Linked DNA regions of Mus musculus: all the other regions are linked to region 6. The links are chromatin loops, found by intact Hi-C in ENCODE. Cell type or tissue: left cerebral cortex. All regions are shown on one strand.

What was found. A loop is a pair of places that touch in the nucleus more often than their neighbours do. Peaks named below come from ENCODE experiments on the same cell type or tissue, not always from the same donor. Only the 100,000 strongest peaks of a DNase experiment are listed, where the experiment ranks them.
Region 1: it touches region 6 in a loop (3-fold over the local background); 9 of 42 quality-filtered maps call a loop at or near these places.
Region 2: a loop joins it to region 6, with 2.1 times the contacts of the local background. A loop is called at or near these places in 2 of 42 quality-filtered maps.
Region 3: it touches region 6 in a loop (2.9-fold over the local background); 4 of 42 quality-filtered maps call a loop at or near these places.
Region 4: a loop joins it to region 6, with 4 times the contacts of the local background. A loop is called at or near these places in 11 of 42 quality-filtered maps.
Region 5: a loop joins it to region 6, with 5 times the contacts of the local background. A loop is called at or near these places in 12 of 42 quality-filtered maps.
Region 7: it touches region 6 in a loop (2.4-fold over the local background); 13 of 42 quality-filtered maps call a loop at or near these places.

The regions. Positions count from the first base shown.
Region 1 is chr4:98,320,451-98,324,450 of GRCm38, forward strand. 0610025J13Rik (a long non-coding RNA gene) reads left to right here and starts at 906. Exons shown (of 3, transcript XR_376450.3): 1 at 906-1,057; 2 at 1,859-2,797. In left cerebral cortex, CTCF peaks have their summits at 2,024 (motif pointing left) and 2,225; DNase peaks (open chromatin) are centred at 696, 1,049 and 1,954; H3K4me3 peaks cover 1,212 bases; H3K27ac peaks cover 918 bases.
Region 2 is chr4:97,580,277-97,584,276 of GRCm38, forward strand. All of the region lies in intron 1 of E130114P18Rik (RIKEN cDNA E130114P18 gene), which reads right to left. It also overlaps a transcript of Nfia not described here. Among named protein-coding and RNA genes, the nearest start is that of E130114P18Rik, 2.3 kb to the right of the region's middle. In left cerebral cortex, no CTCF peak of the experiment used is centred here; DNase peaks (open chromatin) are centred at 1,721, 2,509 and 3,070; H3K4me3 peaks cover 2,070 bases; H3K27ac peaks cover 3,529 bases.
Region 3 is chr4:98,242,060-98,246,059 of GRCm38, forward strand. It overlaps the pseudogene Gm12691. Among named protein-coding and RNA genes, the nearest start is that of 0610025J13Rik, 77 kb to the right of the region's middle. In left cerebral cortex, a CTCF peak has its summit at 1,645 (motif pointing left); DNase peaks (open chromatin) are centred at 1,635, 2,067, 2,697 and 3,071; H3K4me3 peaks cover 681 bases; H3K27ac peaks cover 1,340 bases.
Region 4 is chr4:98,107,200-98,111,199 of GRCm38, forward strand. All of the region lies in intron 10 of Nfia (nuclear factor I/A), which reads left to right. Among named protein-coding and RNA genes, the nearest start is that of Gm34784, 17 kb to the right of the region's middle. In left cerebral cortex, a CTCF peak has its summit at 2,014 (motif pointing left); DNase peaks (open chromatin) are centred at 1,601 and 2,021; H3K27ac peaks cover 663 bases.
Region 5 is chr4:97,905,708-97,909,707 of GRCm38, forward strand. All of the region lies in intron 2 of Nfia (nuclear factor I/A), which reads left to right. Among named protein-coding and RNA genes, the nearest start is that of Gm40208, 30 kb to the right of the region's middle. In left cerebral cortex, no CTCF peak of the experiment used is centred here; DNase peaks (open chromatin) are centred at 2,358 and 3,286; H3K27ac peaks cover 2,842 bases.
Region 6 is chr4:97,772,896-97,776,895 of GRCm38, forward strand. It overlaps Gm38709 (a long non-coding RNA gene), which reads right to left. Exons shown (of 5, transcript XR_003955232.1): 2 at 3,231-3,328; 3 at 1-2,918. It also overlaps a transcript of Nfia not described here. Among named protein-coding and RNA genes, the nearest start is that of Gm38709, 2.5 kb to the right of the region's middle. In left cerebral cortex, CTCF peaks have their summits at 2,385 and 3,280; DNase peaks (open chromatin) are centred at 477, 1,739, 2,295 and 3,180; H3K4me3 peaks cover 2,165 bases; H3K27ac peaks cover 2,692 bases.
Region 7 is chr4:98,002,586-98,006,585 of GRCm38, forward strand. The region is part of intron 4 of Nfia (nuclear factor I/A); the gene reads left to right. Among named protein-coding and RNA genes, the nearest start is that of Gm34218, 19 kb to the right of the region's middle. In left cerebral cortex, CTCF peaks have their summits at 691 and 1,982; DNase peaks (open chromatin) are centred at 1,370 and 1,918; H3K27ac peaks cover 1,284 bases.

The DNA.
Region 1 (4,000 bases), 550 kb after region 6:
CTGAGCAAAGAATATATTCTCTCAGGGGATAAAGGGGAGGAAGGGAGAGAAGGGGGAAGAGAAAGGAAAGGAGAGTGGAGATTGGGGGAAGGAGAGAGAGGAAAAGAGAGGGAGGTAGGGAGTGGAGAGGAGGGGTGGAGAAAGGGAGAGGGAGGAAGGGAGAGGGAGAGAGAGATCAGCACAGCACAGCACAGCACAGCAGGTATGTCAAGCAACTTTGTCCCATTTAACTTAAGGCAGGATTACTGACTACAGAGGTACCCAAGCACAGGCACAGCCATGAAAGACTGGAGAGGGTGTGTTTGAAAGACGTCTTTAAAGAGACCAAACGTTTGCTAATCAGAGAAGAGGAGGAGGAGGAATTCTAAGAGCGGGCAACAGCCCTGGGAAAAGCAGAGAGGTAGCTGGGTACTGAGGGTCAAGCCCCCAGGGAAGAGCAGAAGGTCCTGAATCCAGGCTGGGAACGAAAATGTGACTTCCGGTTCTCTTCTGGAACCTGTTAAACTCTTACCAGTGTGCAGAGGATACTCAACACCTGCCCTAGAAAGTTCTAGTTTTGAGACTCAAATACAGATAAACAAGGGATCCCTAACTGCAACCATGGTCTCATGAGCTCTGTGTTTATCTCCTGGGGTTGGGAGCACCTCTCTCTCCAGATCCATTGCAAGTGGGCACTTGACCACTCCTAGAACTCAGATCTTCTAGAGGGCCCAAAAGATGTGGCAATGGGTTCTTGTGGGCTGGTGAGTGCCGACAAGAGAAGGACTGTAGAATTTAATCTCAGTCGGCAAAGCAGTACCATTGCTCTGGTGTGACAGTGACCTCCACCAGAAAACAAAGAACGAAAGCGTGTGTGTGTGTGTGTGTGTGTGTGTGTGTGTGTGTGTGTGTGTGTGTGTGTACGTGTGCGTGTCCTTTAATTTTTAATAGCTATTCAGACAGTCCTTGGAGAGGGAATTGGCAGGTTCAGCGGGAGGCTACTCCCCCACCTGTCTCCAGGCACTGCAGACACAGCTGCTGCGGAAGGAGACAGTCAAAGCTTCCAAGGAAAGAAATGGTGCGGAGAGCTGGGGGTGGGAGGAGGGCGCCTTTCACACAAGCCCACTGGGGACTGGGCCTGTCTAGCAACTGCAAAAACAAGCCAAGAGGACACAGTCGGGCTCTATACAACTTCATGTTAAGTAAAATCCATTCAAGAGCCAGCTCAAGAGCCGCTTCAAAATCATTGGGGTTTTTTTTGTTTTGGTTTGGTTTTTGTTTTTTAATGGGAGAGCAAGGTAACCAGAGCTTTGGTGAGGCCATGGTCAGGTTTTGCTGCTTGAATCAAGAGGAGCCCTGAGGATTTACGCGCTGTCCTAAGACTTGAAACCGAGTACACAAGACACAAAACTTCCCCGTACAGTGCCTAGCAATGTCTTTATCTGTACTCCCCTAGGCTGAAAGGACACACAAGGTTGGGTTAAAGTTCAACTCCCAAAGAAAAGGAGGAAGGGGGGTTGGGGGGAGGACAGAACGAGAGAAACAGCGGAGTCTAAGAGACGGGGAGGAGGAAAGACTGGGGTGGGGACGACAGAGAGAATAGCAGCCCGGGCCAGATTTCAACTGTCCTGATGCAAATGTTAGCAATTCTACGGTGGCCGGGGGCTCGCTGCTCCCCCAAAGTAAAGCAGCAATTAGAAAAGGGGAAGAGGCCGTTTTAGAAGATGAAAACTAAAGCAAGGAGGTATTTTTGGTATCGTTTTAATCACAAAATAGCATGAATGTGGTCTGTGCCTGCGTGCTACACAAACGTCGATTTCAATACAACTGAACGCTAGTTTGAAAATTTCCATTTTTGTAATTTGCTTCCCTTTGTTAGGCCAAGATTTGAGAGAAACCTGGCAGCGTCCCCAAGCCTGGCACGGGATCGCCTCAGACGCACTCGGCTGCTCCGGAGGCGGAGCGCGAAGCATCGGACCCGGCGGGCGGAGCCAAGCCAGCGGGGCGCAGCGCAACGCCTTCCGCCAGGGCGTCTGCCGCCACCTACCGGCGACCAGGCAAGCGTCAGTGCGACCCCAAAGCAAGCTGCTGTGAGCTGGCTGGACCTGGTCCCAGCCACTAGCAACAGCATTTCCAACAAAGGCCACCCGTCTTAGCCTACCCAGCTCAGAAACTCCTGTCTAAGTGCTCTGCCCTAGGAGTTGATCTAACTGCTTTATGTAAACCCAACCTGAGGACGAAGGCAGTCTGTGATCCCAGTATACGCTCAGCGAAGAGTGTGTGCTCCCACAACAGTAGCGTGAATGAACATATGAATGAATGAACCAACCTATTTAAAAAAAACAACAACAACAACAACTTTCAGATATATTTATGTTTGTCAGACATTTTGTTGGTGGCTAGTAAAGTCTACAATAACTGTGTGTATCCCCTCTCCAATGTGTGCAGCAGTAATGTACAACTGCCAAATTCATCCCATAGCCTCCCTTTACAGTTGCGTAAAGACGGGTTCCTGAACGTTAAGTGCTTTTTCCTATGTCAGTTTGCTGGTCATAGACCTAGTTCAGACCTACATTTTATTGACGTGTTTGGTATTTATTTTGTAAGGAAAGAGAATCATTTCATCTTTCTGTAAGCTAGCCTGCCCTGACACATATTCTTAGCCGACTGGCTAAAGGAGGTAGCTGGCTCCACCAACTACCTATGGTTGATCCCTGAGCTTCTGTCCCAGATTTCTTCTCTCAGCCAAAGCAGCTGCTCATACACTTTCGTTCCAAAAATCAAGTGTTGCTCCAAGCTAATGCCAACTGGTCTAAAGGTAAGAGTCTATTTCTTAGAGCCTAAAGGAGTCTTGGAGATTGTGTGTTAGTGAACTGCAGGCAGGTGCATTTTCTTTGAATCAACACACGTTGATATCCAGTATTGATCCTATAGCACCTCTACTACTCCAAGATGTGCAATAATGCAGCTATTGAGTTTCCCAATGACAGCTAGACGTGAAGATAGTATCAGTCAGTTGAAGTAGAACTTTTGCTGTAGAAATTAACACCCAGAGTCTATAATATAAAGGGTCCTTCCAGCATAAGGTTCTGACTTCGTTTTGTCAGGTGACTATGATTCTGGGAAGGCTGGGATCCAAAGCTGCAGATTCAGACCACAACCCACTGACCAAGTGGAAATCACATCACTGTGAGGATAGAAACACATCCTAACTGTTGATCGTGATGGCAATGGTAGCCATGCGTGATTGTTAAGTACATTCTACATTCCAGGCTCTGGGCTAACTACATGATGTATAGAATCTCATCTGTCTTCACAGAAGGACTATGAGGCTTTCCATTTTTATCCTGTTTTCATTTTATCCTGAATGAAATAGTTGAAGCTCAGAGAGTTTGAGAGGCTCAGCTCTGGTTCAGTCCCCAGTGGTGAGGAGCCTACCTACTCGAACTCCTGATTGACTCCGGCTCCTAACCTTAACGTGATAGGATAAGTTGCTCACCCTGCACTGCCTCCATTCACTTCCCCATCTCCAGTGCAAAGCTCCAGAGTGGGTCCCATGCTTCTATTGACAGCTAGTGAAGGCATGATATGAATTACCTGTTTCTTTTTCATAAGCATATTCCTAGATCCAGCCATGGTCACACCTCCACTGTTTCACGGAGGGACTCAGTGGGACTGGTTCTCAACTGGAGGTCAGTCTGACATCCCAGAGACAAATTGCAATGTGTGGGGCTGGGTTTAGTGGCTACAAATGTAGGCAGAAGGTGTTACAAGCCCCTAGTAAGTAGAGGAAAGAGTAACTGCCAACCACATTAGATAAACAATGCAGCTCACCACGAAAAAAATAATAATAATTGTTTAGCCCCAAATGCAGTATCTGAGTGTTGACAAACTCTATTTAGAAATCTAAAACTGCACAGCCAAACATTAGCTGGAACTCGGGAATCCTGTGGAAGAGGAGAGAGGAAGGATTGTAGGAGCAAGAAGGATTAAGGACACCACAATAAAACAGCCCACAGAA
Region 2 (4,000 bases), 190 kb before region 6:
AATACAAAGAAAGAAAAAAAAACCAAGGTAACCTCTTTGCAACTTAAAGACCTGAACCAAAACTACCAAAGCATAATTAGGTTGAAACTATGCCTAGGAAAAATTCATTAGCTAGATGAAATGTTAAAACCACAACTCGTCAATGATCGCAGTTGCTCCCTTCGAGAAATAGTAATCAATTCTCCCACGCCCTGAGGTACCCACATAGAGGCCTCTGGGTACAGAACTGTAGACAGTCACCAGTGGGAACTTGGGGACCCAAAGGTTGCTCAGCTACAAAACAAAACTCACTAAGAGTTTTCAGTGTCACTCTCACACAGGTGTTCTCTGCAGTCCCAGCCCAGCCCAGCTCTCAGGAATGGCAGCTACCAAACACAAGTGACCAAAGAGAATATTCTGGTCACTTCCTGTTCCCTGTTAGTCTTCAGTAAGTGGCTTGAATTCAGTAGCTGTCTAGACTTCTTCCCATTTAAAAAAAAAAACAAAACAAAACATTTTTCTAGTATTTCTTATAGATAGATCCATATTATTACATTTTTTTCAGGCCAAAAAAATTTTTGGCATAACTTAAAGTAAATTCCTATAAATAAGATGACTGGGTTACAGTATGGAAATCAGAGTTAAATTTTCCTGATTGAATAGACTCTTATATCAAACTTAACTGCAACTGTGTAAAATGAATTGATAAAAGACTGCTTACTTTATTAATAAAGATTGAAGATGTCCAGAATTCATTTCTACGGCATCGAATAAAAAAATGTAGTTATATAGGCTAGTGTTGGCTAGAACGCACACCGCGCCAGCAATGTACTACTTTACTCCCATGAAAACACAACGAAACACAGTGCCAACTGAACCAGAAAGCAAGGGACTCTGAGGCTGGCGTCCTGTATTTAGGTTCTTTCATAACCAAATTAACTAATGAATTAATTAAAAATTTTAAAAATACACAACAACAATAACAACCAAAACCACAAACAAGGTATAAAAAGAGAAATAATTTTCCCCTGGAATCTTTTTTTTTTTTTCTCCTTGGAAAACCTGTTCGGTTATTCCCAGATTTAGTTTTAGACTCTTTGCTTTGCTTCCAAGGGAGATGTGTAGCACAGCAAAACCTAAGCAACAAACACTTTCTAAAATGCGCAGTTCACAATCTTGAGGAGGGTGGCTGTGAAAGACAGATACTGAATCAGACTTAGAGTCTGAGTTGGGGGGAGGGAAAAAAAAGCCCCAAACGTTGCATGATAGTCTCTAAGCAGTTCCATCTGTCAGGCAGAAATTTTAGGCTAATAGCCTGTGGCGATCTCCCTCCGCAGTCCACTACCTGCCTTTGTCCTATTAAATCTCTTTATTCTCCTTAAAAAAAAAAAAAGCAAGGGGGGGGGGGGTTGTTGGAAGGAAAGGAAAAACCTTGCAGACCAAAATCATCTGAGTGATGAAGCCCTAATTTTAACCACCTCCCTTTGATGTGTAGCAGTGGGCTCTTGTTTTAAAGAGAGAGAAGGGAAGACAGTTCTAGCAGCAGACTCCTCATCTCCACTTCACCTTGCCACTGGGTCTGGGAGAGATTGGTTCATTGTCAAGGAGATTTTTTTTTTACCCATGATTCCATATGGTATGGACCGGACTACATGTTGCCCCACATGCCACTGCAAATGTTTTCTCAATTAGGTGTCTTATCTCCCGTGAGTTAGCATCAGATGAAGCTTGCTGACAGCGTAATGGCAGGGAAAGCTTCCGACGGCTCCATCAAATGGCAGCTTTGCTACGACATCTCGGCCAGAACTTGGTGGATGGTGAGTTGGCAGCCGGGACTGCCTTTTTTTTTTCCTCCCCCCCCCCTTTTCTACTTTCCCTCCCTCTTTGACAAAATGTCCCAGACCTCACATTCATCAAACTCACATTTGATTTTTTACACTCTTCAGTGAGGCTGCCTCGCACTGCTTGCTCTTACCACCCTCCCTCTCTCTGCCACTGTGCAACTGGAGTTCCCAGTAATGCTTGCCCTTGTTTTCCATGGGACGGTATTTGGTGTGGGTTTTTTTTTTTTAATATTAAAAACATTTTTAAGACTGTCAAAGTTTTAAGGTGGAATTCTGTATTTTAGCTATGGATGTCTGCAGATTAAAAGAAAAAGAGCTGTTTGCCCTGCCCCTTGGGTTTCGCGTCTTCTGTCTAGCTTCACACCCTCCTCACTTTTGATTTTTGAGAACTATGGGGTCCATGGTTCTCCTTGGCTGTGAGATTTTACTAGGGATGCATATCAAACCTTGGACTGGTGCATGCAAGCCCTGCCTGTGAGAACCCTTTCATGTCCCAGTAATTGGAATGCTTTAAGTCACCTGTGAGAGTACTCTAAGGCTCCATTCGTCATTTTCCTCAGGGGACCAGAGCTCTGACATCTAACTTTTCCATATCTGTTTATATCGGAGCAGACCTTCCATCTCTAAGAACCACCAACTTCGAGTGGAACGGACCCACACACCCTTTCTTTCCATTTCTCTGGGCACAAGAAAGTTTCAGGAACTCCTAACTTGTAGCTGCAGAACGAGTTAACTCACATGTCATGGTCAACCAGGCCAGACAACCTTTGACTTCTGGGATCTCTAAGGGTTGGGGTGAAGTGGGAGGATGGACAATAGCTCATTGTCACAGGAGACGCTTGTCCTGTGAGGAAGAGAGTCCCAGAATCATTGCTGTCCTCGTTAGGGTGGTGTCCGTTAAGGATTAATTCGTTAGCACCGCATTCCTAGTTTTCCGTAATTATTATTCTTACAGCAAGCGTGAATTCATCCAGGGAGTGAGAAAAAAAAAAAGTTTGCTTCCAGGACAATGAATGTATTATCCGTTCCTAACTGGACCGTGAACTTCAGCTCGTTTCACATAGATATCAGTTTAAGAAAAGGAGAGTGTGTGTGATGTTGTAGGGGGAGTCTGAGGACTGGGATTTCAAAACAGGGCATGGTTCACTGTACGATCTACAGAAAAAAGCACTCTCCCTTCCTGGACAAATGGTGCTATCCTTTTGGCAAGGCGTAGGAATTCGGAAGACTGAGACTTTTAAAAGTGAGCTACTGCAGGATTCTATTCGGCTGCTGCCTGGGACTCAGTATGTCCATTCCAAGGACTTGAGTAAAAGTAGTTGTGGGTATGTGTGTACTTGTCTATTTTCTCTCGTAATTTCTTACCTAGACGTCTGAAACTTTACCAGTGGCTACAGAACAGTATCACAGAGCGCTTTTGGCTAATGAGATTCGCAGTCCTCTATCTCTTACGACCCTGAGCGTATTCAAGGCATTTATTTTCCCATTAGACTTTCTGCCAGCAAGAACAAGGTTTGCTTGTATGAGATGGTCATATTGCTTCGATTCACACAGCTTGTTAAGCACTACAAATGAATTTACTGATTAGATTGGCAATTATTTTCTACGCTAAGTTGTAAGCTTGAAAAAAAGGGGGGGGGGACCTGCTCTCGGGAAAAACATTCTTTTCCCTTACTGTACTTAGGCGGTCCTAGATTTTATAGACTGTTAATGGTAAATCCTGTCATCTTTTTTATTTCTTGCAAATATCACCAAAGGCTTCTCTAGAGCAAGCGCGTTCTTTCTCTCTCTCTCTTTCCTAGTTTGGAAAACTGTAATTTCTTTTCTGTAAAGTTTACTTGGAAGTTGCTCTTCATCTAAAATTATTTTGCAGATGTTTTACCACAGGGAATATAGTGTATAAAAGTGGTGGGAACACTTAGCAATGCATTTGACTCAAGATAAACAATACAGAAAGCTCACACGCTGCTGTTTAGGCTGCATACTGAAAAGAAGTTTCTCGGGACTTCAGTGCCTCTTGATTTTTGCTTTGAATAAGGGGTGAGAAATCTACAAGCTCTTTAGAGAAGATGTAGGAAATACCACAGGAAATAAATCAAAATTTTAGTTCCCTTAAGGGCAATTGCACACCATAGAATTTTAGACCTACCAGTTACAAATAATTCTGATGTAAATTT
Region 3 (4,000 bases), 470 kb after region 6:
ACAATGAAATGTATAATTGCATAACCCTAAGCAAAAGTCCACAGTCTCCAAACAGCCATGCTAACCATGAGGTGTCTAGAATTTGGATTGGGCAAGGGTGTGTTTGAGCGGTGACCTTAGTTTTATTTGTGTGTCCACTAAAAGAGATTTTTATGTTGAAAAGAGATTGAGATTAGAGTCAGTGCCCTACCACCTAGACAGCTAAGGAGAGCGAAGAGAGTCAGTTTTGCCACCCATGCAGCCTTGGTCTTAGGCAGCCTTGAGGCCAAAGAATAAAAATTGTTGAGACCATTTTCATCTTTGCTAAACTCTCTTGAAATATATCAGAGAGATCCCAAATGCCCAGCCAAACCTCTTCAAGTTGTCTTTCACTCCACCTGAGTCCTATAGATCGCCCACATTGTGAATCCCTCCTACTGATTTCCCTCCTCCTCCTCCTCCTCTTCCTCCTCTCCCTCCTCCTCCTCTCCCTCCTCCTCCTCCTCATCTCCCTCCTCCTCTTTTTCCTCCTCCTCTTCTTCCTCCTCCTCTTCTTCCTCCTCCTCCTCTTCCTCCTCCTCCTCTCCCTCTTCCTCCTCATCTCCCTCCTCCTCCTCTTCTTCCTCCTCCTCTTCTTCCTCCTCTTCCTCCTCCTCCTCATCTCCCTCCTCCTCCTCTCCCTCCTCCTCTTCCTCCTCCTCTCCCTCCTCCTCTTCCTCCTCCTCTCCCTCCTCCTCTTCCTCCTCCTCTCCCTCCTCTTCCTCCTCCTCTCCCTCCTCCTCCTCCTCCTCTTCCTCCTCCTCCTCCTTCTCTTCCTCCTCCTCCTCCTCTTCCTCCTCTCCCTCCTCCTCCTCTGCTGTCTGTGGTCTCCCAAACCCTTCATACATAAGCACAACTTTTCATCCCAGCTGCTGCCACTCCCTCCTGACTTTATTCCTCCTGTGGCTGGTAGCTCTCTCTTGCCTCCTGAAGTAAATTTCTTTCACCTTTCTGGCCCCTGTTCCAATCACCACCACTGTATTTTTATATTTGTGGCAGAAATTTAATAGGTGGGATGCAGGGGAATGCTTTGCAGAGGCCAGAATGCCCCAGAGAAAGATTTGTTTCCTTGTGGTCTAAGCAGCAAGTATTTCTAGGCCTGCTGGCTAGGTTTCCTTCCGATAGCTCCCACATTGTAGGCCATCACTCACTCTAAAAAGCATAAAACCCGCATCATCAAAGTTTTGTGGAACTCCATCTTCTCTAACTTACTCAAGTCTTTCCAACTTGTCTGCAGCAAACTAACTATCCCTGCGTCCTGCAAGGTGGCCAGCTACAAGAACTCCATTTATTTTTTTAATGCCATCTTGCCCTTGGTAGTTCCCATAGGGCAAGGGACCTGGTCTGGAAAATGGAATGGATTCACATGTTATTATACTTTGAACATGCATAAATTTCCTAAAGCATTTTTAGTCCTGGAACCATGAGGCAAGTCATGAAACCTATAGCACACACAATTGCGTCCCACCCTGACTCCAGCCGCCATGCAAGGCGGTCACCAGAAAGCCCTCCTTGCAGAACGTTTGCTAAGAATATTGGGGAGAAAAGAGGCCATCATTTTCCCTTTACTTGGACCAGACTCAACTCAGAGCCCATTCTGGCATCCGAAGAGTTAATCTGCTGCCACCTAGTGGCTCTCAGCCAATATGCAGTACAGGTTGACTAGATTGGAGGGGGTGCTTGGATGCAGGGCGGGTCTCTTCCATCTCAGAGGATACTGATGATGGAAGCTTTTTTGAAAATCAATCTGTCTCTGTCTCTTTTTCTCTCTCAATTTCTCTCTCTTTCTCTAGTTTCTGTCTCTGTGTCTCTCTGTCTCCCTCCCCCCCCAAACCCCCCCCCCCCGCCATTCCACCCCTGTCCCTCCCCCCTCTCTGTCTTCCCACCCACCCTCCCCGCCCCCCTTCTCAGAAGCAAATAGAGCCTGTTTCCTGCCGACCTGAAGCGCAGTGATGCAGGCTGGGATCTCTTGCAAGTTTTCCGCTGTGGGGTGCCGCAACAGCTGTGACCCTTTCTTGATTTTGATGTAGACTTCAAGGGCGCCGTCCCCAGCAGGGGAACATTTTTACCTCAGGAGCCTATTCACTTTGGTAGCCTTGGCAGGGAACGTTCCAGAAGCTTTGATTACACAAATACCTCTGCTAGGTACAGGCTCGGTCTTGGCAACCTGGGGAGAGAGAATGTGCACGTAGGCTGATTAAACCAAACGACCTGTTTCCTTTGCTGGGACTGGGGGCTGGGGGTCTTCAGCTTGGAAATGATGTTTTTCCTTAGCTGCGTTGCCTGGAGACTTGGAGGGTTTAATTAGGGCTGGGGAGGTTTTTTTGGCTTCTACAGCTGCCTTCTCTCCCCCAGGGTTGCAGAATGAGAAAGTGTGTGTGTGTGTGTGTGTGTGTGTGTGTGTGTGTGTGTGTGTGTGTGTGTGTGTGGTGAGAGGGGAGGGAGAGAGAGAGACAGAAGGGGGGAGGGGGCAAAGTGTCCGGGAAGTGAAGAGAATCTGGTACTGAAACACATATGTTTCCTTTGGGTTCTGTTGGTTCCACTTAGTAACGTAACCTTCCAAACCACAGTGAGACTTGGTGGATTCTGTGTCACACCCTGGAATCGGGACAACTCACTGGAAGTTGTAACTTTCTTCCTTCCATCTAGGACTGTACTTTGGAAACTTGTCTAAACATTCCCAAGCAAGTACAGGAAGGACTGCCCGGGCCAGTGTCTCCCTGACTGTGAGTTCCAAGGAAGAAGCAGAGAAGCCTAGGTTAGGGGGAAGCAGCCAATTACATAAAACCATAGTTGTAATCCTTGATATCAGTATGCTGTATACTGGCTTGAGGCACTCTCAGCAGAGTTTTCTTGCTTGCTTTCCTGTACCATGTATATGGGTACAGTACTTATTTTTCAATAGTGCTCCAGTTATAAAAGGATGAAATACATAAGTATAACCTCTCACGGCCAAAGCCAGACCTTTTAGCAGTGGTCACGGAAAGATTTGGCTGGTCTATCTCCTGTGTGGAATGCCCACAAACAGACTACAAATGTGTTTGCTGCTTTCTCAGAGCAGCCTGGGCAGACCATGCCTTAGTGGGGAGCTGGTGTTGTCAGAGAGAGTGTTCGCCTCTCAGCCTAGCTGCTGTTTTGCTGTCAGTTTTAGCTGTGCCTTGTCTTACAGAAACATGGCTCCAATCTCTGCCTTCACGTGCACAGCATTTCCCTACGTGTCATGGGGCCCAACTCTCACATTTGTGTAAGTATCCCACTGATACTGGCTTAAGGTACACTCCGATGTGCTGGGTCTAAACAACTACTGTAAGGACTGGTCTCCGAATGACAACACATTCAGACGTCTTTAGATTAAATATTCCACTTAGCCTTAAGTGAGAAACAGCAGCCTTAATATTAGGTAAAGCACAGCTACGTGTGCCTGGTGCTATGGTAGAACTCAGAAGCGAACACAATTTTTTTTAAAGATTTATTTATTTATTCTATGCTAAGTGCACTGTTGCTGTCTTCAGACACACCAGAAGAAGGCATCAGATCTCATTACGGATGGTCGTGAGCCACCATGAGGTTACTGGGATTTGAACTCAGGATCTCCGGAAAAGCAATCAGTGCTCCTAACCGCTGAGCCATCTCTCCCGCCCCCAGAACACATTTATTTTAAGATTTATTTCTGTTGCATGTGTTAAGTCAGGGTTAAAAGAGGCTACATGAAAGTTAAGGAAAAACAGGCCTCTCCAGGGGCAGAATTTTCCTTTTAGTCAGAACAGCTGAAGGGCCACGGTCTCTCCACAGAAGTGGAGTCCATGCATACACTGCATGCAGTGCTTTGGGGGGTTTATTGGATAGAAAAGGGGGAAGATAGGGAATGGAAGATTCTCCTGCTGTCTTAAAATGGTAGATACTATACTCAAAGAAGTCTGCTGGTCATCCCCTTATTAGAAGCATCAGGAACTTGACTCATAGGTATCGTTATAGAAGTCAG
Region 4 (4,000 bases), 330 kb after region 6:
AAGATAACATCCTCTGATGCAGTACTGTAATATTGCCACTCTCGGCAGATAAGGGACAGGGATTCCTTTGTAGTCGCCTGGATACAGTAGGGCAGATTAAGGGCCTATAAAGTATGAAGGCAGAGGCCATATGAAACCCAAGCAGATGTCAGACGTGAGGATGATTTCCTGACTCTCCCTCCACAGATGAGTTTTGCTTCTCGTGTCAGTATCTTCCCAATGACTTGATTCAATCCAAGTATTTCCCAGATTTTCTCAGATCCCTCTCGCTCTCTGTTCTCCTGTCCCAAGAAGAAAGATGCCGAATCCTCCTTTAGTGAGTGCTCTCAGACTTGCTGCGTTTTCAAGTAACGAGATTAAAGGGAAATGCCACAGCAAAGGAGCCTTTCCTCCTATTGCCTTACCCGGCTGAGGCGATTGGCAGTTCTCAGAAGTTTAGGAAAATCCAGGAGCACCTCTGTGTGGGCGGTTGTCACACCTGTCACCACCAGTGTCTTCAACTACAAACTGACAGATAGAAAACTTGGCAAAATGGAGTAATTTCTTATTGCTTACAACTGTTTCTCTACTATATTTCTGCAGATCGTTTACTAAGAGACCTCATTCAAAAAAACAGAAAGAAAGAAAGAAAGAAAGAAAGAGAGAAAGAAAGAGAGAGAGAGAGAGAGAGAAGTTCGTGTGTGGTTCCCCCTAACTGACTTCCCATTCTGGAAGCCCTTGGTCAAGTAGCTGGGTTAATTGTCATGAAGATTAGTGAGATGTTGAAATAAGTACTAATGGTCAAATTACAGGAGTGAAAAGTGGGAGAATAGGTTTTGGTTTGGACCTGAAAGGGTTAATTAAGGTTTTTTCACGGGTTATTAAAGACCCCCAACCCCTGCCTTAGGAGTCATATTGACAGCCCACCACAGGGCAGCTCAGCTCCTCTATTGACATGTTGCTGGTAGGAGCACAATAGCCCCAGTATCTGCAAATCATTGCTAAAATCATCTCAAGGAAAAAAAAGTTCCCAAGCTTTAACATTAGACAAAAGCCCGGGAGTTGCAGTGTGCAGCTCAAAAACCCAGAGTCAGCAACTTCTATTGATTAAAAACTAACCTTTAAAGTAACTCTGAGAGCGTGTGGTTAGCATTTAAATTTAAACATGTCGTGAGTTGATTTGTGTTACTGAATACCAACTCAGAAGGAGTAACATTCACAGTGCGGTTTTTTTTTCTTTCTTTCTTTCTTTTTTTTTTTTTTTTCTAACTCCCTTAAGCAGCTAAAGTATTTCATGAAATGTCAAAAGGGCAGAAAGAAAAAGGGGAGGGGCCAATGCGGGGCCTCATCGTTTTCTTTCCCAGGCAAATATTCACCCCCCAAAAGAAAAGTGTGGAGAGCGAAACACAATAATTAGTCCTTTGTCTAACTTTCTCAAATGCCAAAGAAAGACAGATTAATTAAATATACAACAGTGTTGGTTTTTGGAGCGGGGGTCTAGCTTGCTGGGTAGGTCATAAATTAGGCAGAATAAATACTTCAGTGTGTTTGCAGTGGGCCTGCTACGTCAGAGCCACTGGAAGGTTGGTGGGAGGAGAGTGGCGGGTTTCTTGCTAATGATAGTCACGTCTGGGTCTGTCTGGTTGCTAAGAGCAACCAGACATGATGTAACACCAGGATGAACTTGAACTTGGGGGACTTGAAAAGAGAACAATAGCCCAGAGCAATCAATAAAGCCTATTTCAGTGAAGGGTTACAGAGCTGCTCTGGGGTAACCTTGTGGGCGAGGCACACACTGAATAGTAAGATGTGTGAAGAAACTTTTTTTTTCTTTGCTTTGCTTTGCTTTGCTTTGCTTTGCTTTGCTTTGCTTTGCTTTGCTTTGCTTTGCTTTGCTTTGCTTTGCTTTGCTTTGCTTTGCTTTGCTTTGCTTTGCTTTGCTTTGCTTTGCTTTTTAGCAGAAGTATGTACAGGGCACTGCTGATTTTTGTAATGTCCTGAATGCAGAAACTACGGGACGGAAAACTGCTCCCCCTGGTGACTCGCCAGGTCCCAGGCCTTTGCTTCAGGACTGCCACACTGAAGAAGTCCAGAATTTCACAACTGCCTTAGAAAGCATGCAAACAGATTGGGAACAGCACTTACCACTCAGTTTGAGACTGTTCTGTATAAGAGCAGATATGGAAAGTGGATCTGCGTCAGAGATCAGGAGAAACTTAACGCAGACACGGTTTGCGGTCTGCTTCCCTCCCCTTTCCTTCTTACTGATCTTTCTTTTGTCCACTTAGATTTAGGCCATGCATACTTGCCAGGGTGATTTCTTTTCCAGATATAAGCAGCTTTATTGGGTTCTCCGAAGCGCATGGTCAGAGAGTAAAAGTCTACAGGATGAGTAGTTTTGTGGTTTGAGCTAGGAGTTTTTGTTTTGTTTTGTTTTGTTATAAGCGCCTTTGGAAATCAAAGGTACCTTGTGTGACCAGGAAATTTTACACCATGCCTCCATGGAGCTATCACTTAGCTATTTATCCCTGGGATCAAAGGAGTCCCGACTTTCCCCTAATTGAATCTCCCCGACAAGAGTGAGCTTTAGCCCTCACCTCCGGAATCAGTTCCGACTGACTCAAACCCTGGTGATGTTTTCAATGCAGAACTCACAGCCTCGAAGCTGGTAGGTTTTCTGATGAAAATACTGAATTCTTCAGAATACTTAGAAGAAAGTTGGCAAAAAAAAAAAAAAAAAGTCATACAATTTTTAGCCTCACTTGAGTTTTGAGATTGGTCTATAGTTGCTCATTTTGTTAAGCGAACTCTCTGTGTTGACAAAGAATGTTTCTGAAAGGGACATAAGACTGGCTCCACAGCTGGCAGAAAGCTCCAAGGGCACATTGAGTAGACAGAAACATGAACGAGAACTACAGTGGTTTCATTTCCCCATGAACACAATGGTGCTTCATAAGGTGCCATCTTATTTTATTATGTATCTTTTCTAAGAAAAGAATTTTAAATATATGCCATTGAAAGGATTTGCACCTGGCCGGGCAGTGGTGGCGAATGCCTTTAATCCCAGCACTTGGGAGGCAGAGGCAGGTGGATTTCTGAGTTCAAGGCCAGCCTTGTCTATGAAGTGAGTTCCAGGACAGCCAGGTCTATACAGAGAAACCCTGTCTCGGAAAGAAAAAAAGAGAGAAAGAGAGAAAGAGAGAAAGAGAGAGAGAGAGAGAGAGAGAGAGAAAGAGAAAGAAAGAGGAGGGGAGGGGAGGAGAGGGGAGGGGAGGGGAGAGGAGGGGAGAGGAGGGGAGAAGAGGGGAGAGGAGGGGAGGGGAGGGGAGAGGAGGGGAGGGAAGAAAGGATTTGCACCCATCATGAGGAGCAAGGGGAGAGGCCAGTCTGACTTCCCACCCCCCACCCCCTCCCAGGTCACCAGTGAGTTTTCCACCAGACCTTTCTGTTTTAACTGCTATCATGGGCCACCTACAGAATGTTGTGTTTGTACATTTAGCACCTGTCCTTAGCACCTACACCTCACTGAGAAATATATTGAGAAAGTCATGGAAATAGCTATTTGCTGCAGCCCCAAGCTCACACTTCAGCCACTCCATCGAATTTGCTTGTCTTTCTTGAGCCCTCCCAGGCATTAAGCTAGGTACTAATAAGATAGCCAGGTTCCTTGCCCTCTTCTAATTGGCTCACTACAGGGTTACAAAACCTGCCATGTGACCAGAAAGACGGCACCTGGTAAGATATATGCAAAGCATTGGCAAAGCCCACAAAGGCAATGAATTTTAATGTCAGAGGAATAAGATAAATTTCAGTGGCTTGGGATTTACTGTCATCCCTCGACCACATGAACTCCCAAGGTAAATTCTGATCCCATGGTTAAAAGAGCAACTTTCAAAATAGTTTTACAATATTGAATGCTTTTTGTTTTTGTGCACTGGATCACTGTGGGCCTTGCTCATACTAGCCAAGAGCTACCCACGAGCCACTACACCCAGCACTACACCTGCATTTTAATTAGACT
Region 5 (4,000 bases), 130 kb after region 6:
AAAACAAAAAAAACCAAACCAAACCAAAAACCTTCTAAACGTTTGTATCTTAAGGATAATTTCTCATAGACACCTAGAATTTATTTATCCCCAAATTAAGCTTCACCAAACAATGTGTTAAAAAATGGCAGCCTGAAAGGGTTAATTTTTTATTACTTGAAATTTGATATAAAATTGTGGGCAACCGATGACATGGCTCAGAGTACTTGATTATTCTTTTCTCAATAAATAAGAGTGGCATACAGTTAATTTCAGCACTGTAATTGAGCAATGCATTCTGGGAAGTTGAAAAGCTCTGTAAGATGAGGAAATGTTTTAGGGACTAATCATGAGAAGAAAGGAGCCTTTCATAGCCCGTATGATGGTGTTGTCAGAGCGAAAGGCAGATAATGATTCGGTAATAATGGCACATTGTGAATATTTAAGCTGAAAAGATTTGGGCAAAATGAACAGACATTGTTGGTTTGTTAAAACTGAACATTTGGTCTTTAGGCTTTAAAAGCCTTCTGAACACAGTACAACATTTTTATTCAAAATATTCCCTAAAACCAGATACTTTTTTGAAAGTTATAGCCAACACTACCACTAGAAGTTTTAAAATGATCATTTGTTTAGTTCTTTTTTACTTTTTTCTGCAGAAATGAAGCTGCAGGCTCTCTTTTTTGTTACAAAAAAAGGTAAAAAGTTTGGTGTGTTCTTCTTTATATCTCTTTTGAAAAATTTAGCTAAGGGAAACAACACCTTCAAAGAACATTCTCACAGGAATGATGTGAAACATTGAAGCAATTCCAGTTCTGAAAAAGTAACGAGATCTACGTGTTGTTTGTAAGTTTCTCCTGTGCGATTAGTGAGGGTCTTGCAGCTGGGGGGCTGTGCGTCTTCTCTTCTCTTCTTCTTGGGTGTTTACAACCTGTTTGTTTTCATTCTAGAAACGTCTGTGAAATGCAACTTCATTTCCCACTTGGGGTGAGAGTTACCAGGAGTGTGTTCTGGTAGCTTCCTTTAGTGTAGGAGAAGAGCTTTGAGCCCAAGCCCAGTCCAACCTGCTCAAGTGTGTTCTTTTGAACAAAGCCGGTAAAAAGCTGCATCTTATTTTAGAAAATGTAGTATGGACAAAGCCTCACTATGTTGATAATGTTTTTTAAGACTTCAAAATGTGGTTCAGTTAGACAGGAAAACTTCAGGAATCAGGCTTAGAACACAATTCACTCTCCATTGTGCCCAGCGAGCCTTTGCTTATTACCCATATGTTACAATGACAGAGGGAATTTTAATTCTGGCACTTTTTAATAAAGTACTTTTCACGTATACTTTCATATACAAAGAAATGAAACAGATTTCTGGGGCTACACAAATGTTTTTCTTGAGTAAAAGCTGATTACTTATTTAAAATGGGCTCACAATTTAAACCCAAATAACTTTTTTTTTTTAATGTTTCTGTTCTGAAGAGTTTTTTTCTGAAGAGAAAAAAAATGTCGCCGTGTGTTTACGCTAACATTTGCTTTTACCCATATGCTTTAAATCTGTGTATTTGCTTAAGCAAATACTGTTTATTTTTAGGACAGTTTAATTTTTCTTTGTAACTGGAATTTTTAGCAGTAATATTTTTTTTAATTGAGTTAAATAAAATTGCCCTACTTAAAGGACATTTTCTTCAGGAGTTTTGAACTGTCAAATCCTTTATTACCATTAGCTGAGATGAGGTTGGAGGCAGGAAATACTCAGAGTCCAAAGGAAGAAAGGAAAGCCAAATGAGTGTGTACCAAGCAAATCTGTTAGAACCCGAGTGTGTTCGTGTGTACCAGGCAAATCTGCTAAAACCCGAGTCTGTTCGTGTACTATTTTTTCCAAAGGTGTTTTTGTGAAAGGTGCTATTCCTTGTGCTTCTGGAAGGAGGCACAGACTTGGATGTTGATCTTTTATCTGTACAAATACATGTGTACTTTTTCAAGTTTGACAAGGAGATTGGTCATATAAATGAGGTTACATGTAGAGCTGCCCATTCTTATTTTGAGGATATGAGGTGACCATTTCAGATGGTATTGAGAGATTTCCCAGGTTTCTGACTTTCAGAGTCTGTAGGACACTGCTGTTATTCGATCTAACTTTCCTTCCAAGATTATGTGATTCTCACTTGACATTTAAGGACTAATTTTATTTAGAAAGACACTGGTTACCCCATCCCTCCTCCACATTTCCACTCCTCAAATTCACCTTTCTTACCCGGTCAACTCTGCTGCCTATGCCAAGGGCCTCTAAGCTTTTCAGGGAGACCAACTCAAACTTCCTGCACAAAAATTGCTCCAGGAAAATTCACCTTATATTTTATCCTAAGCAGTTGCCATCCATTTGAGAAAGCCTCTTGTTTGAAAACTAGGATCCTACTTCCAAGTTTCCAGATGGTTCTTGCCTGATACGAGGAGAAAAGCTTGAGGTGAAGTCTGTATGGGGGAGGAAGGAACTTTGGGTGCTGAGAAAAATCACATTTTCCTTACTGAGATATAAAACAGTAAGGGCAATTAGACATTGTGTCTAAATTAGGGAAATCAGAGGTTTCAATGAAATTTTCTAAAAAGATATTAAGTGAGTTGGCTTGAACTTAACTCTTCAATGTTTTTCTTAAATATTTTTATTAAAATTAGCTCAATTAGAATTTACTTAAATCTGACCTCTAAGTTAATGTTAACCAAAATATTTTTCTCACACTTTTGCCTTTTTTTATGCTCAATGGCAGAGAGGGAGGGAGGGAGGGAGGGAGGGAGGGAGGGAGGGGGGGAGGGAGAAGAGAAGGAAGAAGAAGAGGAGGAGGAGGAGAAAGAGAGAGGGGAAGGAGGGGTGTTCTGAAATAAATTTAAAAGACATGCTTATGGGTCTTAGACATTTCAATACACATTATGTGTCAAAGGATCTGAGACCCTGGTTTAACGTAGCAGTAGCTGCAGTTATTTGTGCACAGAGCCCTTTCTGGCTTGTAACCCTTATTACCCTCCCAAACCACACTTTAAGAAATTGTACCCTTTGGTCTTTTATCTGCATTTGGGTGACGAAACACTGTTTTGGCCTCTGTGGTGAAATCCTTTCCCTACTGATTGCTGCCCATCTCATTCTGACCCCTAGTCTGCTCAGTCTCCATTTGGGTACCAGGAGCACCCAGAGGGGACCTGACCTCACAGCCAGGGTCCTCACTGTGGCTTGGCCCACTGTGACTTACTCTCAGGACTTCACACTGTGTCCTTGGAGACAGCAGTGACTGGAACGATTCCAAGTTGGTGAAAGGGTGTTCTAATAATGCTCCAAGGTGGCACCACTTGCTGATCAAGAGGACAGGGTGAGGGTGTTGAAAATGTGCCCTGCATAGGTCATTTCACATTGCGCTGAAGCCCCTTCTTATAAGGTCTCCATTCCTGTCCCCTGCTGTTCTTAGCACCAGGGAAGTTTAGTGGCCCCCTACCCCTGCTCCTCTATTAAGTTGTTGTTACTACTTAGAAACAGACTATTATTGTTGAGATTCATGGCAAAAGACTTTACTGAACACCTCTGGTTTGAGTTTGCACTGTTTCTCAAAACTTCCCGACGTTGGGTATTCCATTATATCTGTCATGCCAGCACATGGGAGACTGAAAGCTGAAAGATGTTGAGTTTGAGGCAGACCTCAGCTGTGGAGAGTTAGAGTCCTTTCTGGGCTGTGGAGAGAACTGTTGTCTCTGAAATTTAAAAACAAAAAACAAAAATAAACAAACAAACAAAAACCCCAAACAACCCAAAGCAATTAAAGTCCATGAAGAGGAATTGATTGGAAGATTTTAACCTAAAATAAATATTTGCTATAATAGCATTTTATAATTTTTTATCTACATAGTATCTTTCGGGGAGATTTGTATGGGTGAAGCATGGGCAACTGTAGCAATGTTTTTTAAACATTTTTTCTTGTCTTCAAAAGAAGGTTTGCTTGTTCTCATTTGAGGCTGATGTCATTCTATCTGAGGAAACACAATGGTTC
Region 6 (4,000 bases):
TTTTTACATTGCAATGGTACGTGGTACATCTTAAACTTTCTATTTTACATTTATACGATATGTGTTATATAAACAACGGTAGAATGTTTATGCTTAATGGTTAAGACTTTAAAATTTTTCTAGCTCGAATATGCACTTTAGTGATTGCTGGGTAAATGTCTATTGCGATGGTTTTCTTTTAAAGATGCAGCTTTGTGGATCGTGTTTTTGTTATGTGCAGCAGAGAGATCGGGTTTCTCTTTCTTTCTTTCTTTCTTTTTTTTTTCCAGGATTTGAAAAAATTGCTGAGCTTAACAGATTTTTTTTCCTGCTAGCGCTTGCTCCGTTCCAGAAAAGGGGGGGAGGGGGAGGGGGATCCTGTACGTGCTCTGCTCTGTTAAAGACGTCTGGCCTCTGCAGTCAACCTAACCCGAAAAGAAATGTCTGGACCCGAGAATAATTGACGATTCGATCCTCTAATCAATGGGACAACCTGCGAGATTGACAGAAGTTCTATCCAATCATGAGAAAGCTTGGGCATACAGTGGTTCGTAATAGCCATAGGGGGCGGGGCAAATGAGATCTGAAGTTCTCTGCAGTTCTGAAGGGGATGGTGTATAGTTCAAGCTGTCAAAGATACCAGCGCTTCCGGATTTAGCAATTACAATAGGAAAGAGGGGTGTTTTTTTGGTTGTTGTTGTTAGTTTAAAGGAGAAAAGAGGCTGTTGGGGGGTTGCATGGCTCCTATGTGACTTTTAACTTTGCTCCTTTGGAAAATTCTGCTAGAGTAATATTTAACCTTGCATTAGTTATTCTCAGAACTCAGGGAAGTTGGGAACTCGTAGGAGAGGTTTAGCTTCTTTGAGAAAGATGCCTCAAGTTGGTACTGCACTAAGTGCTTCAGAACTTCTCGCTGATTCTTTTAGAGTCTTTGATGTATCCATGAAAGAGAACGCACTATAGGTAGATGGACAACTGTTCTATAGATTTGAAAAGGAGAAGGGAGGGGCTGGATGTTCCTGAATTCTACTGTTTCAGATTATGGTCAGTAGCATGGAGCATATCACATTTCTTTGTGTTACCACAACAACCCTACTGGCGGGTACATAAGTGGGAGAGAACTGACTCCTGTTAGCTGGAGTCTAGCCTCTTGTTCAATCCTGGCCATCTGCATGGTGGAAACTAACTGCCTTAGTTTGTCTTGGAGATATAACTTGCAGCCTCTGGTTCAAATCTATCAACCCCCACCCCCAATTCTGTAGGTAATACATGGAAAATAATATGGATTCTTTACTTTTTAATGTGGATTTAGTTCTCATCCAACTATTTCCTGAGGCTTTGGGCCTTCCAGACAAACCTTGTTCGGAAACTTGATGTGAAAAACTCACTTGTGTGCTCAATGCATCAACATGATTCAATTTGGGATTATATGCAAGTAAGAGAAATCTGCACACAAGTGACCAGTAAGTAAAAAAGTGAAGAAAAATGCTGGAAAATACTAGTTAAGAGTTAGTCTTGGTGATAACTATAGAGCAAATGGTATTTATTGTCACTTAGGAATCCTGGTCCCATTTTCACTACTTTGGGCATTAAAATCTAAATCACATTAATACAATTTCCCAACTAAATAGAAAGGAGAGGTATTTCAGATATATGTAGAAGTGAAACTTTATTGACGTAATTTATACATCTAAGAGGATTTCACTAAAGCTGGCAAGGTAACGTTTCTGCAAATAAAACAGTAAATGCAAGGCTGGGCTCTGTGCCAGGGAGAATATGGATAGCAGAGAGCATGGCAGGAACCTCCTTTTTGCAAAGACAATCCGGTTTCAAGGCAGCCTCCTACCACTTGCAAAATAAACGACTGGAGTAATGTTTCCAATAAGGATTTACCCTTCCTAACAATGGGTCATTTATATGATTGCAATAAACTAGTTTTCATACATCACCTGTGTTTCCTACACTCTTCTCCCTTCTTTTGCTCCCCCTTCCCTTCCCCCTCTTTCTCAGATCTTCCTTTCTCTCCCTCTCTTAGTATCTCTGTGAACTCTAGACAAGGATTTACTTTTGCAACCTAGAAGACAGGAGAAAGTTAGAAATGTTTTTTATCCCGGGTCTGTCCTCTGAGGAACATCTGTTTCTTTGTGTGTTTAAATTTATGCCTGTTGGAGAGAAAGTTACCAGAAGCCATTCTGTAACTGTAACTCTTCTACGGTATTTTTCTCAGTCTAGTTTGCAAAGGCTGTAGTTGGAACTGGGCTTTGTAGTGTTCCCCCGCCTTCCACCCTCCTCCGGAGCGGGGGAGGGAGCGGGAGCTGGCACAGATAGGAGAGAAAGCAGGAGCGGATGTGGAGGGCTTTGGTGCTGAACTTGGATCCAGCCCTTGCCTAGAGGGCGCAAACAATCGTCCCATATCCAAAAGTCTTACGAAGGGCGCCAAAAGTTACTTAAGATAATATTGCTAACCGCAGAATGCTGGAAATCGCGGGCACATCCACTGCTGCAACAAAAGAAGTTTCTAAAGTGGAAATATCAGCATTCAATTACTTTTTCCCATTTAAAAAAAGAAGACATGGCAACAGGCAGTTATTTAAAAAAATCCCCTTGAGAATCAAAAGTAAAATTCTTTGCTGTTTTGAAAAGAGGCAGATGTGAAGTGTATCTATACACCAAAAAAAAAAAAAATCCACTTTGGAAGAGAGCTTCCCCAGAGCGCGCGCGCGCGCGCGCGCACACACACACACACACACACACACACACACACACACACACACGGGACAATAACTTGTCACTGTGCCTCAGTTACATGTTGGTTCCCTCAGCCAGAAACTTCTGTCGAGGAAACTTGGAGAGTCTTGAAGTTATAGATCCCAGCAAAGGGTTTCGTGGCCAGGAATGTTTCTCTAACTCCTCTTAGCTTGGAGGGCATTTCTTCCTTCCTGAAAGCCACAAGGAACCAAGGAAAAGCAGTTGCTTAGTTTGGGAAAATGGACGTTCTAACTAAAGGTTGAAGCTATTACTTTCCTTCAATCCTTAATATGTAATCGGAATAATATGGATTCCAAGAATATTCAAGAGCAGGGGGTGGGAATCAGGGGGAGAAGAATGGATTCTTGAGCATTAGCCCTAAACGGACTAGAGAACAAACAAACTTTAGACTGCCGGCTGTCTCAGCAGAACATTATATTTGGCCTTTTCTAGTAGCAGGCTTACCCACCTAGAAAAAAAAATCTGAATGAAAGTGATCATACCCCCTCACTTTCTTCTGTCGGGTGGGCATGCCTGCAGACTCTAGTCCTGTCATCTCCACCAGGGAGCGGATTCCCAGTCTGTGTGCCAGCGTCGGAATCTGGGGAGTTTTAAAGAAGGGTAGGTAAATACAGAAGGCTGCAAAACTTCAGGAGGGAGAGGAGGAGGAGAAAATGAGAGTTTGGAGGAGACAGGTATACTTTTTCCCCCTCTAGAAGAAAAGAGAGTCTAGAGAGAAAGTGTTGAGTTTTTTTTTTTTTAAGGAAGAAAGAAAGAAAGAAAGAAAGAAAGAGAGAAAGAAAGAGAGAAAGAAAGAAAGAAAAGAAAGAGGGAAGGAAGGAGGGAAGGACAGAAGAAAAAGAAAGCTGGAAGAGCAGGCTTGTTGGCAATGTGCCAAACCCTAAAACCACCCCCCCCCCTTCTGCCAAAACAATACTTTAGCAAACCTAAAATAATTGCAGGAAGCTCTTTTCCATCTTGAGAACTATTACCTGGGGAAGGGAAAAGTTGGGATCCACAAAGACGCACCCTTGAAGAGTGTGTCTGGGGAACAGGGACTCAGATGTTAGTCCTGGGCTCCCATTTGGGGATACAAACATATCTCTTTCCTAAGGGGGCAACCCTTTCACAGTTTTCCTTCTCAGTATACAGAAAAATGTCCCAGCTAAACCACTGTTGTTTCTGACGTGACAGAACTTTTTTGGGCGTTTGTGTTTAAACCCACCAGCTCCTGGGTTCTGGGAGAGAAGAGCGTTCGCTCATGACTCTCCTC
Region 7 (4,000 bases), 230 kb after region 6:
TTGTAGACCTTTAATCTAAGTTTGTCAAGGTTTATTTTTATAGCTTGCCTTGCCTATTGCAACAGGGATTCCCAAGCTCTGTCCTTCGACCAGAAAGCCTTTCTCAAAGGCATAGGCTCTAGTTAGGTTTCTGTTCCCGTGATGAAACACTGACCAAAAACAACTTGAGAAGAAAGGGCTTATTAGCTTACAGGTCACATTGTATCATCAAAAAAAGCCAAAGCAGGAACTGAAGCAGAGGGCACAGAGGAGTGCTGCTTACTGCCTTGCTCAGCCTGCTTTCTTAGACCATCCAGGAATACTTACCCAGGAGTGATTGATACCTCTCATGGTGAGCATGGCCCACCCACATCAATCATTAATCAATAAAATGCCCTACTGATATGCCCACGGGCCAATCTGATGGAGGCAACCCTTCAGCCCCATAACTTCCAGCTTCATAGTTTGTGTTAGGATGACAAAAATACCCAGCACAACACACCATCCGAACTGCATAAAGAAGTTGAGTCTATGACCTTACCACAATCACAACTAGTTGTGACCCCATACAGTGTGGAGACTCCATATTACTCAGAAACGATACCCTTGTCTTAAACTGTTTCTCTTTCCAGATACATAGTGCTAGCCTTCTACATGTGATAGTAAAAATATTTACTTCCCCCAGGAGTCCAGTGAGGTTCTCACTGTGATGGGGTAGGGGGAGCTGTTTCAGTATTTGCAAACGAAGAGTCAAGTTAAATAACTACTCTCATGTCTTTGCCTGGGAGAGTATCATCTCCACAGTGGTGGCAATGACAGAGCAGCTCAGTCTCACGAGTTCCTAGGTGAGAGTTAGACTAGACAGCCAGGCTGCTTGACAATAAATGCCTGGAGCAGATGCTAGGAACTGCTGGACTAGGGACTCTGGCCCAGGAGAGCTGCAGGAAGTCACAAACTCCCTCACCCTTGCCTCCCGCCAGCACCCTTTAATTTCTGCCTTTATCATCTAATGTTTGTGAACTGTAGCAACGGAGACGCTGGCGCTGAGAGTATGGATTTGTTCTGTGGCCCATCTCCACACGTGGCAGGACCATCTGAAAGCACTTCTAGTTATTTATTACCTTGTTCCACGAGAGGGAGAAAACACAGACCACTGCACCCTGGGCCAGAGAAAAAGAAGAATTCAGTACAGGGGAGAGGCTCCCAGGAGCGCCTGGGGTTCCGAATCCCTGAGGTTGTTTTAGCATAATCCCATGAAGGAGGAGACAGGAGCCATCTGTTGAGAGGTGCTTCACTACACAAAGCCCTCTACTACAGGCATTTCCAGATAGGCCCCTCCCCTGAGCTGCCAAGGAGAGCCCATTCTGCTGGCTGCTGAACGTCCCTGCTTCAAGGGCTCTCTGTCAAACCCACTCTTGTTTATTTTGTGCCAACGTTTCCTCAAAGTACGTGCTCTGAGGCTGCCAAATGTCCCTCCTGGTGTGAACTCAAAAAGTTCTGTCCCAAACTCCACTCCTGCTCATTTCCTTCTAAAGTGCTGAGTGTTTTCCTTGAAGTTGCTGGAGAGATTCTGAAACCTTAAAGGCTTCCGTGGGAAAGAGTAAAAAGACCACAGATACACACACAGGCCATTGTGCCTCTGCTCCGGCCTGTTCCGATTGCCAGCGTGGTTTGTTACACCCAAACTGGCTGCAAGGGTTAAGTAAACTTCGTGGCTCGGGATGACTTCACAGCCCTGGAATTCTGCAAAGCCAGGATTCTCAGTACACTGTGGCTGGCCTTAGAGTCTTTGGGTGTGAAAACCACTCTCAGCTGCTCAGCCTGTGCTGAGTTCCTGCTACATGGCTGCAGAATCTATTAAAGTCCAGCAGATGAATTGCCCTGGCTCTGCCACAAAGCCTGGCTACCCGATGGACTTCGGGGTTCCCAAGTTGTTTGTCAATGGAGAGTGGCAGTGAATGGAACGGGCCTGTGCCTCAGCCTGGCATGAGGTGGCACCCTAGCGGCTGTTTTCTGCCTTGGGAACGTGCACTGCTGAGATTCTCACACAGGAATCATCATGGGAGTTCCGAATGCAGTTTGTTCTGAACTTCTTTTTCAAGTCCTTGGTATGGCTTCCAGCGCCCATACGCAGGCACTTAGGATTTCTGACCAGCAGTTTTGTAAGAACCAATGAATCTAGTCTAACCTGACGTGTAGAAAGAAGTTCTGGGGCAAAATTAACTCAGCTAAGAGAGGCACAGTAAGAAAATGAGACATTGGTAGGGCTAAGCTCAAACTTGAAAATACAAATTGTCCTTATCTGGAAAGACTAATGAAGAAGCAGGCCTCAGATGAGAAGTCCCGGGGAGGGGGCATCTTTTGAGGGTTACCACTTAAATAGTGGCGGTTCTTTCTACCTTTATTGGAGGAGGATGACTTAAAAACTTCCTAGTCTGAGCAGGCAGCCTGCTGGCTCTCTCCTCTGTTAACACACACAGTAACAATGATCATGGTACAGAAATTAATTTTTTATACAATTTATACTCTTAAGCAAGAAACCATTTAGACTTCAGCATTAAAGGAAGAAACAAAAAGACGATAATAAAACGTCCACTGCAGCCCAGCCCGGACCGTCACTGTGACCTTGCCTTTGTTTGGCATTACACAATTCAATGGCAGGCCACTCAAACTATGCTCTCGATCAATATCCTATTAAAGCAGCACAAAAAGTCTCCATAAACTTAGTGGTTAGCTATGTTTATAAATGGAACTCGGCATAATTAGATGGTCAATAGCAGGCTCTACTAGTAATTTTAAAATGAACATCACACATCTTATGCATAGAAGCCAGAATCAACCCCTCTGGAAGGAAGGTCTGGTGTGTAGTAGACAATAGGTTGGATGGCCTTTTTAAAAAAAATCTTCTCTATGTCCAAAATGCAGCTTCTAAAGAAAATCTGTTAAGTAAGCCATATAATAGAAAATTCTAATCGGTCCCTTAAGGTTTTTTTCGAGTCTAAGTCACTTCATTCTAAATGTATTACACCATGGGATATGTTTCATTTTCTAGTTTTAATCAAGCCCCCACACAGAGAGGAAATAATAAATGTTGCCACACTCATAGAAAAGGGAAAAAAAATCAGTCTATCTGGCTTAACTAACAGATTTCCTCCCAGTTCAATTCAATACAATTTTAAAATAAATGTTGAAGTTGAATTATTTCCAAAGAATGCTTTGTCATACAATTTTTATTTCCTTGATTCATTTGGGGTGAGTGTTTGAACAGTAAAGCAGGAAGCAAATGGAGTGGACCAGCTGCACTAGGGTTTCTACCATTCACATTTGGGTGGCTAACCTTGATGTCTATCCCTTCCCTTCCTCACCAACCAAAAGACGATGAGCTACTAAGAGGACACCCCCACCCACAGGCTACTTTATCCATAGCTGGTCCCATCCGACCATGAGATATATGTGTGCCCTGTGTTGAATATATGTCCTGAGCAGTGTGTGTGAGCTACTGTGTAGGTCACACTTAGGTCAGAGGGAGTGTGCTTTTGACACTGGGTAGCACTGTGCATGTGTGCCCTGTGCTCTTTGGTATATACATACTCCTGCCAGTCCTGGTTAGAGCTGCTCATGGCTGGGTTTGGGCCATTTATCTCTATCCTCAACTGAAGGGTCTGCTAAATTTCCCAGACTCATGAGCACTCTTATGATAGACACTGGATCTTGGAAAAAGAAACACACACTATACTTTGATATGCATACTAACTTGTTGTCATGGTCCCTGTTTCTCTAGGTCCATCTACTGCTAATCTTTTCTAAGTAACTTCTACCTACATAGTGTGTGGTTAACACAGACTATCAAACACACACATGCCTGTAGGATGCCAGGAAATAGTTCAGGATTTATAATAGGGGTGAACATTTGAAATTTAATAGCTGTGGGACTCTGGTCAATATTTGCAGTGCCTCTTGCCTGTGTTTTCTTCGTAGGTTATAATTATTTAATACAAAATATTTAAAGTAAGTCCTGGCT